Regions from separate parts of the Homo sapiens genome. Here all the other regions are linked to region 3. A link is a contact called in ENCODE Hi-C or POLR2A ChIA-PET data. All regions are on one chromosome and are shown on one strand. The core of a region is the stretch at or near the end of the contact, and the rest is flanking DNA. Distances in the headings are between cores, read along the strand shown.

The links. A loop is a pair of places that touch in the nucleus more often than their neighbours do. ChIA-PET counts read pairs that join two places held with the same protein, here RNA polymerase II (POLR2A). Pooled maps may share reads with other maps.
Region 1: a loop to region 3 is called in a map of CD8-positive, alpha-beta T cell, with 4 times the contacts of the local background. The contact joins the enhancer-like site here to the promoter of GIGYF2 in region 3. A Hi-C loop is called at or near these places in 3 of 168 maps with a recorded cell type or tissue (CD8-positive, alpha-beta T cell and naive thymus-derived CD4-positive, alpha-beta T cell) and 10 of 50 pooled maps.
Region 2: a loop to region 3 is called in a map of gastrocnemius medialis, with 8 times the contacts of the local background. The contact joins the promoter of PDE6D here to the promoter of GIGYF2 in region 3. A Hi-C loop is called at or near these places in 2 of 168 maps with a recorded cell type or tissue (CD4-positive, alpha-beta memory T cell and gastrocnemius medialis) and 16 of 50 pooled maps. POLR2A ChIA-PET finds 5 or more read pairs at or near these places in 2 of 52 experiments (A673 and activated naive CD4-positive, alpha-beta T cell).

The regions. Positions count from the first base shown.
Region 1 is chr2:233,269,216-233,273,151 of GRCh38, forward strand. ATG16L1 (autophagy related 16 like 1) reads left to right here. Exons shown (of 18, transcript NM_030803.7): 6 at 787-852; 7 at 3,751-3,837. Among named protein-coding and RNA genes, the nearest start is that of ATG16L1, 20 kb to the left of the region's middle. Within about 2 kb of position 1,321, at least 6 of the 41 ENCODE cell types and tissues checked have a DNase peak (open chromatin) inside an H3K27ac peak, as active enhancers do; they include CD8-positive, alpha-beta T cell, where a contact is called at or near this core.
Region 2 is chr2:231,778,858-231,782,995 of GRCh38, forward strand. It overlaps PDE6D (phosphodiesterase 6D), which reads right to left and starts at 2,425. Exons shown (of 5, transcript NM_002601.4): 1 at 2,208-2,425. The coding sequence starts at 2,257. It also overlaps a transcript of COPS7B not described here. RefSeq lists enhancers at 1,592-1,671, 2,222-2,451 and silencers at 1,615-1,838, 1,962-2,011.
Region 3 is chr2:232,695,455-232,699,184 of GRCh38, forward strand. It overlaps GIGYF2 (GRB10 interacting GYF protein 2), which reads left to right and starts at 1,877. Exons shown (of 29, transcript NM_001103146.3): 1 at 1,877-1,938. RefSeq lists enhancers at 1,684-2,380, 2,381-3,075 and silencers at 1,730-1,819, 1,850-2,179.

The DNA.
Region 1 (3,936 bases), core at 71-2,570, 570 kb after region 3:
AGTTTCCTCATTTATAAATGGCAATAATGATATTTACCTCAAAAGGTTGTTATAAGGCTTAAATGAGTTAAAGTCTGTAAAGTAATTAACAATGTCAGGTAAGGGGAAGTCCTAAGTAAATCTTCACTGTTAGTAATCAGGCTGTGGGTGTGTTAATGCAGGTTGAGCATCCCATATCCCAAACTCCACAATGCTCCAGAATCTGAAACTTCTTGAGTGCCAACATGACACTCAAAGGAAGTACTCATTGGAGCACTTCAGATTTCCGATTTACCATTAATTTCAACTGAATTTCATATTTAGACCTGGATCCTGTCCTCAAGATTTATATCATGTTTATGCAAAACTTCAAAATCTGAGAAAATTCGAAATCTGAAACACTGGTAGTCCCAAACATTTCGAGTAATGGATGCTCAACCCGTGTAAGACTATTTGCTGCAGAAAACTTAAGTCACAACCATGACTAACCCTCAGTGAGCCTGAGGCATGTGTCTATCCTAAGATACCCTTGGTCCCAGAAGGCAGGCCTCCTCCTTTGCCAGTTCACTGCTTTCTCTAATAATGTGGCCTATCTCTCTTCTAGGCTTTACTCTGAAACCCTTTAAAAGGGGAGCCTTACTGATGTTATGAGTTTGGGCTTGTGACTTTTGAGTATTTTGCTCAGGGTAGTTGTTATTTTACATGCACTGAATGTGTTATTAGAACTGGTGGCTTCTAGAGAGCCCAAACCCCGTGCTTTCTTAAGCAGACATAAATGGTGGGCTTTTTTTTTTTTTTTCCCAACAGGAGGCGGCAAGCCCGGCTGCAGAAAGAGCTTGCAGAAGCAGCAAAGGAACCTCTACCAGTCGAACAGTAAGTAAAGATAAATGAATCAAAACTGTGTTTCTGAAAATTTGGCTCTCTTAAAAGTTTTGTTTTTATTTTTTTTTTTGTTTGGTTTTTTTTGAGACAGGGTCTTGCTCTGTTGCCCAGGCTGGAGTGCAGTGGTGTGATCATAGCTTCTAATGTTTTTATTTCTGTAAAATCATCTTACAGATTTTAGAAAGAAAAATGTTAAAGGAAGAAAATGAAAACATACAGTTCTTCCACCACTCAGAACTAACATCCATATATCATTTTAATTGTATTTTGCTGGCTTCTAATTTCTCACAAATCATGTACTGATACGGCCTTTGACCCTATTTCTGATTACTTACTTGAGATAGATTATTGAAAATAAAATTTGATGGGTCAAAGCTTTTGGAACATCACCAAATAACCTTCCAAAAAGTTTGTGTTCATCAGCTGTGAATGTGAATTCTAACTTCCTGCACTCAGTACCCGTTACTGCCTCACTGTTTCCTGTTGACACTTTGAACGATCAGTTTTCTGCCTCTTAATTGTGCCTGCCATGTAATGCGGTGGGGTTTTTGTTGTTGTTGTTTTGTTTGTTTTTTCCCTCCTTGCTCCCTTTGGTTTGTAACTTAAAGTGGAAACTTAAGCGAAAACTAAGATCTCTTGGAACAAAAGGAATCAAACTAGTTCTGGAGCTTTTCCTAATCTGCCTACAAGTTAAGGTGGGGTATCTTCTCTGAGATTTGAAGCTTTCATAGTGGTAGAAAAGAGTTTCCTTCGCTCTAGGATGTTTCTTTTCTATTGAAATGTGTTTTGGAATATAGTTTTAGAGTTTTGATCCACTATTTTTTAAAATGTTGGTTGCTTCCCTGTAAGTGGAGGGGTTTAAATTCAACTAGGAGTCATTCACCAACTAACGTCTTAATTTACAAAGAAACAAAGGTTCCCATATCATGCCTTTGCTTTAGATATGTAGGGTACGTGTGTGTCTGCACTCTCAGATGTGGAAGATTAATCTCAGTTGTATTTTCCCAAGCCACAAAGTAAATAAATAGTTGACCTGGAAATGAGATTTGGTTTCTTCAGAATAACAGCTTATAAAAGTGTCATTTGCATAACCGGGTTGACTGGGATAATTTAGACAGGTTGAGCATCCTGCCCAAGATCATACAGGAAGGGGCCGAGGTAGGATGCAAACACAGGGCTGTAAAAGCCTGTTATTTTATTTTGTATTTTATTTTATTTTGAGATGGAGTTTCACTCTTGTGGCCCAGGCTGGAGTGCAATGGTGCAATCTCAGCTCACTGCAACCTCCGCCTCCCAGGTTTAAGCGACTCTCCTGCCTCAGCCTCCCAAGTAGCTGGGATTACAGGCATGCGCCACCACGCCCAGCTAATTTTGTATTTTTAGTAGAGATGGGGTTTCTCCATGTTGGTCAGGCTGGTCTCGAACTCCTGACTTCAGGTGATCTGCCCGCCTTGGCCTCCCAAAGTGCTGAAATTACAGGCATGAGCCACCGAGCCCGGCCTAAGGCCTCTCCTTAATCTCTATGCTTCCCTAAGGAGTTTCTGGGTCAGAGGACATACATCTTTGAAAGGTTTTGATAACTTAGCAAATGCTAGTGTTTTCTTGTGGTCCCGGGCCTAAGCACAGTTGCAAGTACTTAAAACCATAAAATTCTATTTTCAACAGGACATTGTCAAAGGCTCAGCTCATATTTGCAGTTCCTGTCTTTGCAGTTCTCCTCTCTTCCTTGTATGGGCACAGGTGACTCTCGCAAACCTAGATCCCTGGGAAAGCCAATCAAGAAAATAAAGCACAGCCTTGTCCTTTTTCTTTCGACCTGCCTTTTATTCCCTTCTACATCCTGGCCAAGAATGTGGTGCAATAATTACACATAGTCCTGGAATAAATAGCTAAGGAAAATAAATTTACTTTGACCAGGTTTAACTTGCTTAGTAACAGGTTCTTAAGTATATATTTACCTAATCCAGATAATTATTTATTGAAAAGGAAAAATCTTTCTGTCAAGTTCTTATGAATCCAAACAGTAGGTGATGAAATCTTGGGTTATTACATTTAATTATCTTCTCCATGAAGGTTGCATCTCAGTAGGAGGTCATTAAGACCAAAATAATTACTTGCCCTCCTCCAAGTAGGAAAGACGTGGCCCAGAAAAATGAGGAAGGGGGATTCCAGAGGTACTTTGCATCCGCTGGGATAAACAGCAACAAAGGGAGCATGTCCTATGACTTGATTATGTCATTTGAAGTGTGATGGGCTCTCCTAATGTCAGAGACACTATGTATTTAAGCATAAAATGCGCAGAGTCAAAAATGCATAGTGTTTAAATTTTGCTTTTCTATTTTTTAAAGTAATATTTGAAACTGGGTTAAGTTGGCTGTTGATTTCATGGCCCATTTAGCCATCCCTTCTTTCCCTGAATTCTCCCTACACTGTTGTTTTATATTCCATAGCTGCTGCCCCTAACTACCCTAGGTACCCCTCAGCCCTTGTGTCATGGGAACTGTGCTTGGTGAGTACTGCAGCCCTTCAACAGTGATGCTGACTGTTGATGGAATGCCCTACTTTGGCACTGGTTATGTGGTTATAGACTCAACAGATCATATTTTATTGCTTCAAGTGGGAACTGTGTTTATACCTAAAAGGATCAAAAGCTCACTTTTAAATTTATTCTCAGTTGAAATTCTGGATTTGATTTGAACAGGTTAAATGTTTATTGTAGTGTTGTTCAGAACATGGCAGCTCTTCCTTTTTCTCCAAAGAATCTTTAACGCATTGCTGTCATAGCCAAGTGGTTTAGGATCTAACTAGAAAATGACATTAGCATTTGCGGAACCGATTAATCACAGAACTGTTCAGGAGAATCAAAGAATGTCTTGCCTTTCTTTCCAGGGATGATGACATTGAGGTCATTGTGGATGAAACTTCTGATCACACAGAAGAGACCTCTCCTGTGCGAGCCATCAGCAGAGCAGCCACGTAAGTAGGCAGGTTTGGGCCAGGGAAAAGACAGCTTGAGGAGCAATATGAAGGCACATCTGTGGACATGACAAAGAATGCAGTCAGATGCACCCAACC
Region 2 (4,138 bases), core at 1,175-3,674, 920 kb before region 3:
ACCTAGTCAACGTGGAAAACTGAGTACTATCAACACTGCTGGTGGGAGAACATAATGGTGCTCTTTTTGCAGTGATAAACTATTCTTACAGAAACAGATACTCTGAAAGAAAGTTCAGAAAATCTATTTACCCAATAAAAGGTGGACAATAGTCAGTTTCTTACTAAAACATTAATTTTACTTTTTCCTGAAGGTAGTAGCATATCTTAACATTCCTGCTTTTCTTTTCTCTCTTACTCCACAAATGCCCAGTAAAGGCTACCAGAGGATGAGCACGCCACTGCTCTCATGCTAACTTTTTGATGTGGCTGCTTCCCTTGTGCTTCAGGATTTAATCAGCTCAGGTCAAGCTTTTCCCAAAAGCCTGTTTCTGGATGCACTAACATCACTGAATCGGTTGATTCGCTTTTCCTTCCAGTGGGCTGACACAGATTCTGCTTTCTGAAACTCTTTTCCGTATTTGTCTCTTATCCTCTTTCTCAACAGGTTCAAGAGCTAAGACTGAAGGTGAGAAGCTCAAACTTTTCTGCTTTGTTCAAAAGCCATTAAAAAGGCCTTTCTTCTTTTCAGCAATACGGTATTTCCAATCAGATGAAAACGTTGCTTCTGAAATCTCTCAATTCTCCAGTTTCCGGTTTACTGTCTACAAAGCATGTTAAGTAGCAATATTATTACATTGTTAGATGTTAATAGTATAAATTATTTGAGGGAAAAATAAAATCCATGTCATAGCTTTTCCAGCACTTCAGTCATCCCTATATACCTATTTGATCCATTATGGAGAGAAACACAGAAAGGCACATGGAGCTATAAAAGAGGCTGCTACTAAACCAAAACATGAAAGTACTGAAAGTTTATCACAGATGGTAGTATGCAAAGGTGATACAGCCTTTAGTTTTTTTAAAAAGCATAGATCAATTTCCATTCGAAAAATCTCACTTGTACATCCAAAACTTCCTTTTTGCACTGTGGTCTAAAATGTATTACCAACTTGGTTTCTGATTATAGCAAAGCAATTAAATTTGCAAGCGTGACATGGACATTGTGAAAACGCAACAGAATACCAAGAAAACAGTGCTTTACTAAACCTCCAAGGGAGGAGCCCTGAAGTGGTGACTACCTTTTCACTGAGGGAGCAATTTAAGAACGTTCGTACTATAGATTACAGATAGGATGCATGAAGAGATTAAAGTTGGCAGGAGAATGGAAAATTTGAATATCCAAGTTTGCATTTTTTCATCTGCATCATATGGTGACAGACTAACACACTCCACGAAAACACAAAGCTTCCTTACGGAGAGGATGCAAAAGGGGCACCACAACAGGCCCGAGGCAATGATTTCTCTACCCCACTCTATCCTACCGTGGCCCCAGCGACATCACACCATTGCTGGACAGCTCCACCACAGCTAGGCATAACCGCACCGACAGGAGCGAGCAAAGACACCTCGGCTAGGAGTCCCAGCGCGAGGCACCCCACACCTAAGCCTATGGTCCTCATCTTGCTGGAAAGAAAACTGAGGCGCTGAGGGGGAAGCAGTGACCAATGCCTGAGAAGGCCAAGAGTGTTAAGACGAGGTCGATCTTGGACTTCTCTTTCCCCACCTCCCCCAACTACTCCAGTCCTGGAAGAAGCCACAAGTTTGGAAGAGAAGTTGTGGAAACCAGACGGGGGTGGGGTGCGGTGCGGTGCGGTGGGGGACCTGAGAGAGTTTTAAAAGCACTGGTATTTGTCCCACACAAGGTCGCCCGCTCCAAGTCACTGTTCCCCGCTCCCCGGGTAGGCTTATAGCCAAAGAGGCTTCTAGGCTTCGAGATCAGCCCACCGCGCCCCCTCAGCCCTTCTCCGCGGGCCGCAGCCCCATCCCGGCCTCTGGGTCCCGGCCGGGGATCGGAACCCAGCCGGCTTCTCCGACAGCGTTTCCGACGCCCGGCACCTCTCGCAGCCCCGTCCCCCAGGCTCCCCCGTCTCCACCCGCCACCCCCCGGCGCTCCCGTCAACGTCCCCTTCCTCCCTCAGGACGCCCCTTGGGGCGCCTCTCGCGCCGGGTCCCGCCGGGTGCTCGGCACGCTGTTCCTTTCCTCTCCCCTCCCGCGGCCCTTCTTCTGTGGGGCCCACCTGGCGCGGCCCCCGCCCCCGGCCAGTCTCCTCAGTGAGCGGCCGCCTCCCAAGTCCTCCCGGCCCCGCCCCGCTCCCGGACGGATACAGTTTGAAGCCCCTCAGGATCTCCCTGGCCCGCTCGTCCTTGGCTGACATGATGCGGCGGTCGCCGCCCGCGGCTTTCTCACTCTGGTCGGCGGAGCCTCGCAGACGGTGCCCAGGAGCCGAGGATGGAGCCGCAGCCCGGCTTGGAGACCTCGGGCTAGCAGCCGCAGCGGCCAGACCAGGACCGGCCTCTCTCTCCCCTCAGCTCCCGCTTCTGATCCCTTCTCCTTCCCCCTAGCCTCGCAGTGCCCTCCTGGAACCAATGGAAAGCCAGCCTTGGCGATTGGCATCTCAACCAGCCAGTAGGAGCGCGCAGCGGCTTCGCAGGGGGACTGTTAACGTCAATGGGAAGGGCCCTCCCCGGGAAGTCCCATAGGACACAATATTCATCTGGTGTTGTTGCCTAGAGTTTGTCCCAGCGGAGGGTTGGCTTCGGATCTGCAGAGGCTTTAGGGACCTGCTCCAGCCACTGAGCACACTAGCCGTCTGAGACGGCAGCTGAGTTGCACTGTGCGACGCGACAGAGACTACATTTCCCAGCATTCCAGCGGCGCACTCGGGGGACCACAGATCCCAGCGCACCACAAAGAGGCCCGGGGACTACAAATCCCAGCATCCCCTGCACTCGGTTCCTCTGTAACTTAGACTCCAGTGTGCCGCGCAGTGTGCGCAAATTCACAAACCCGCCCGCTGAGTTGGTCGTTTCGGAATCCCGAGACTTGAAACCCAACGGGAAGACCCTTCTCACCCTCAAAAGAAGATGACAGCCCGCAGAGAGTTAACTTCTGTTTACATGGAACTCAGACATCTGCAAATCATGGTAAGGCTGCAAACAACAAACAAAAACACTGATTAAACCGTGAAAGAGAACAAAATGACTTCTTCAAATCGTGCTTGTTTGTTGGTCTGAGGCGCCTTTTACATGTATTTCAGGGTTTTTTGCTGTATTCCTGGTTTGCACCGGGAGAGCTATGGATTGTATACTCAGAATATCAAAACATAAAGGGACTTTGCTAATCTATCCCCTGTTGTTACGTATGAGGAAATTGAGGCCCAGAGAGGCGAAGGGATTGGCCACAGATCACAGCAAGTTCGGGCAGAGTTAGAATTCAGCCCTAAGTCGGCTGACTTGCAGTCTGGACTCTTTGCACCACACTAAGGAGGTGATATTTTTAGCAGCATGGCAATGTGAATTATTCTCCTTGAACGGTTTTCCTATCCACTGTTGAAACACCCAGAATTAGGTAGCATTTATTTGGTGGATTTCTTGCGAGTGAGGGAGTGTGATATTTATTTATTTTCAGCCTAGGTAGGATTTGGTGTTTTGTTTTTTGCCACTCAAGGTGACATTTAATGTGATTTCAGGAAGTAGGTAAAATTACAGTGTGAGCCACGGTTTCCTTGGAAACCTCCTCTGTCCTTCTCTTGGCCTTCCTTCCTCTGCCTGTCCCCACTTTCACCCATCTGGGAACTCACCCAATTTTTTCTTCCATGTAATTCAACAAATATCTTTTCAGCCTGTTATTTGTCAGGCACTGAGTGGGTAAAAGGTGAAGGACATGGTCACTGCCACCAGGAAGATGAACATATATTTAGGGAAATAAGGAGACTCCACTGAGATTCAAGATGGAGTGTGATAAAATGGCATAAAGAAATGACATCAGAATGCTAAGGAGGCCCTGATGAAAAGGTTCATTGCAGCTGGCAAAACTTTAATGGACAAGGTGGCATTTGAACTTGAATTTTTTTTCCATGTTAAAAAAGTTTTTTTTTTGTTAATGAGGTGTAACATACAGTATGGGAACAATTTTCACATAGGTATACACCCCTGTCGCCACTACCCAAATCAAGATATAGAACATTTCTAGCACACTTAGTGCTCCCTCCCAATCAGTATTACATCCTTACATATTGAGATAATCACTCTTCTGA
Region 3 (3,730 bases), core at 627-3,126:
AGGAGAATCGCTTGAACCTGGGAGGCGGAGGTTGCGGTGAGCGGAGATCACGCCATTGCACTCCAGCCTGGGCAACAAGAGCGAAACTGTCTCAAAAATAAATAAATAAATAAATAAAGTGTTTCAGAAAGTAGGAAGAGGCCAATCATATTGAAGACAGGGAAACACGAAGTCAAGATGAGGACTGAAAGACTCCAGTTATCAACCTGTAGGATGGGGTGTTCTTAGGGCAAGCAATAGGCAGATAGGAAAGGACAGAAGCCACATCGGTGTGGTTGATGATTGCATGCCAGGTGTGGAAATGGAGAAAGTGCATATAAACAATTCTTTGGTGCAGCTTGGCTTTGAAAGGGAACAGGGTCGCAGGAGGGAGAATTGGTGTTTTTGATTGTTTGTTTGTTTATTTGTTTTTTTCGAGACGGATTTTCACTCTTGTTGCCCAGGCTGGCGTGCAGTGGCGCGATCTTGGCTCACCGCAATCTCAGCATCCCGGGTTCAAGCGATTCTCCTGCCTCAGCTACCCAAGTAGCTGGGATTACAGGCATGCGCCACCACGCTCGGCTAATTTTGTATTTTTAGTAGAGACGGGGTTTCTCCATGTTGGTCAGGCTGGTCTCAAACTCCCAACCTCAGGTGATCCGCCGCCTCGGCCTCCCAAAGTGCTGGGATTACAGGCGTGAGCCACTGCCCGGCCGAGAATTGGAGGTTTTTGTTTTTGTTTTAGACGGAGTCTTGCTCTGTCGCCAGGCTGGAGTGCAGTGGCGCGATATCGGCTCACTGCAACGTCTGCCTCCCCAGTTCAAGCGATTCTCCTGCCTCAGCCTCCCGACTAGCTGCGACTGCAGGTGCGTGCCACCACGCCCGGCTACATTTTTTTTTGTATTTTTAGTAGAGACGGGATTTCACCGTGTTAGCCAGGATGGTCTGGTCTCGATCTCCTGACCTCGTGATCCGCCCACCTCCGCCTCCCAAAGTGCTGAGATTACAGGTGTGAGCCACTGCGCCCGGCATGAGAATTGGAGTTTTTAACATTCCATTTTAAGATGGGAGACACAAGTAATCTTTAAAGCTGACAGGAAGGATCCTGTAGGAAGGAAGAAGTTGGAGACACAGGCAAGAATGGGATGCCTAAGGATAGAGTTGCTAGATTTAGCAAACACAGGACGCCCAATTAAATTTGAATTTCAGAAAAACAACGAACAATTTTTCAGTGTGTGCCCCAAATATTGCTGGGTGTCTTGTATTTTATCTGTCAATTCCAAAATAGTTCATCTCTAGGTAAAAGGGTTATAGCCCCAGATGTCCTAGGAAGGAATCAGAGCTCTCAAGTCCTTTCCAGCTGTCCCAGTACAACACTCTGAAATGAATTCCCAGTTCTACCAGAACTGTTAACAAGTAGAGAAACTGCTTTGAATTTCAGCTTTTGCGGCTTTCCCATTCGCTCTAGGATGGCAACTGCGAAGAAAAATGCCGGACTAAAAGCTGTGGAAAAGTTCTAATTTGGAAAACCAGCCCGCAAGTGATGCAGAGGCTTTTGAACTGCAAAAGAGCTCTGGGCGTACAGGACAGTGAGTCACACGGTGCCTGGTCCGGGCCCAACCCTGGACACCAACACCACTCAACTCAAGGGCAGGTACCCGGCTGCTGCCAAGGGGTCAGCGGGAGCCTGCGCACTGCCACGGCCCCGCCCTCTTCCAACCTTTCATCCGGGTCTCGGGCAGGGGCGTGTCTGGGCAGAGGGGCGGGTGGTGGCGGAAAGGAAGGATGTCGTGGGAGACTGGAGAGTGGGGAGGGAAGCGGGAAGGGGCGGGGGCGGAGCAGGGGGCGTGGCGGAGCGGGAGCGCGGTCACGTGACGTGCGTGGCGACGTGTCGGCCATCTTGTGTTGTTGAGGCTGAGGACTGACTGGGGTTCTGAGACTCCCTGTCCCGGACCGCAGGTAACCAGCCGTTCCGTGTCGCTCCCCTGCCCGGCTCTGCTCCGCGCCCCGGCCCCGCCGCCGCGTCCCGGGCCGCCTGTGTCTCCGGTCCGCGTTCGCGCCCCTGCTCCTCCTGCCCGAGCTGGCCCGGCCGCATGGACACCCACAGGCCGCTCCGGCCGGCTTGGGCCGTCAGGCGACGGGACAGGTCAGGTGCAGGGCCGGAGGGAGCCTCCTCCTGGGCGAGGGGCGCTGAGGGCCCTGGCGCGTCACGGCCGCGAGGAGCCGAGAAGCCCCTAGGCCAGGGCCTCTTGGCATTGCGAGGGGAGCCGAACAAGGCAGGAGGGTTGTGGGGTGGGCAGTGTCAGGCCGGCTTGCTCGGAGCTGGAGGGCTCGCCTTCCTCTGCTTGCTTCTCCGCGCCAGACACCCGCCCAGTCTCGGGGTGGCCCGGTAACAGCTGCTGCGGCCAGACAGCTGCTCCTGCCGGCTCTCCTGTCCACACCTGGTCCCTGGGAGGTGCGCTCCTGCCTTCCCCACAGAGCATCTGGACGGAGGAGACTCCTTCCGTGGCGAGAGTACTGGGTCTGGACCAGGCCTGAGGCGAGGTGCAGCCACCATGATCGGAACCTTGGGACCGAGGCTGGGAAACTAGAGCCCATGGCAGCCTTGGGGACCCAAATGTTCACATCAGGTTGAAATGGGCATTATCCTTAAGTGTCAGTTTCCAAAAGCACTCTGAATACTTGTTTTGCGACTGAAACATAAATCAAGCGAACAGGGAATGGGGGCATGAAAGAAGCGGAGCGTATGACCGTGTTTGGGAAGCAATAACGTTGTTTTGCAGTTAATTATTTAGTACTGTGTTTTTTATTTTGTTGTTTTCGTTTTCCTGCAAGTCAAAGCACTTAAACACACGTAGTCTCTCTGTAAGAAAGGTAAGTATTCCAGTTTAACTTGCAAGAAATTGAGTATGGGGCTAGAAGCTGTGAACAGCTTCCTTTCTAGAGCTACATACATTGAATTAAGGCAGTTTTGATTCCCAATGTTGTGCCTGGGGAAGGTATTCTTTCTTTATATAGTATGTCCTTTTTAGAATCAAATGACTTCCTAGATTAGAAAAAAAAATTCTGTCATTCTTTCTGTACATTAATTTTGCTCCTTCTAATATTTGTAGCTTTGGCCTTATTTTGTCCATTTTGCCTAGAACACAAATACTTTCTCTTATTCATTGATGGTTTTACGTGTTTTACTAGTTGGTGTAGCAGTTTCTGATGTGCTCAAACTGGAATATGTACTTGGCTTTTACATCAGATGTTGACAACAGAAGAGGACACTAGAAAAGTATTTAAAAGTGGCACGTAACTGGAAAAATGTCACATGATGTTTCTTTCGAAATTTAACATCAAGGAATACACTGGTGATGGTAGTGCTTCACCAGAAAGGAGAGGGCTTCATGACTTTTTGGTACCTGACAGCATTTGAGACTCTTGAGGTTTGGGAGGGAGAAGGAACCATGTGCTTCCATTCATTTGTTTATTCATTCATACATTCATTTATTTGACAGATACCCTGTTGAGCACTTACTACACTGTTAAGTACTGGGAGCAAAACAGACCAAACAATTCCTGTCTGTATGGAATTCATTTCTAGACAGATAAATAGGTAAAATACTTGATGTAGTGGTAAGCGATGTGAAAGAAAAAAATGAGTCAGGGAGATAGAATAATAGGGGTTTGGGGAGGGGTTAATTTTAAGTGCCCTGAGAAGGCCTCATGGAGAAGCTAACACTGGAGGAAAAACCCAACAGAGGTG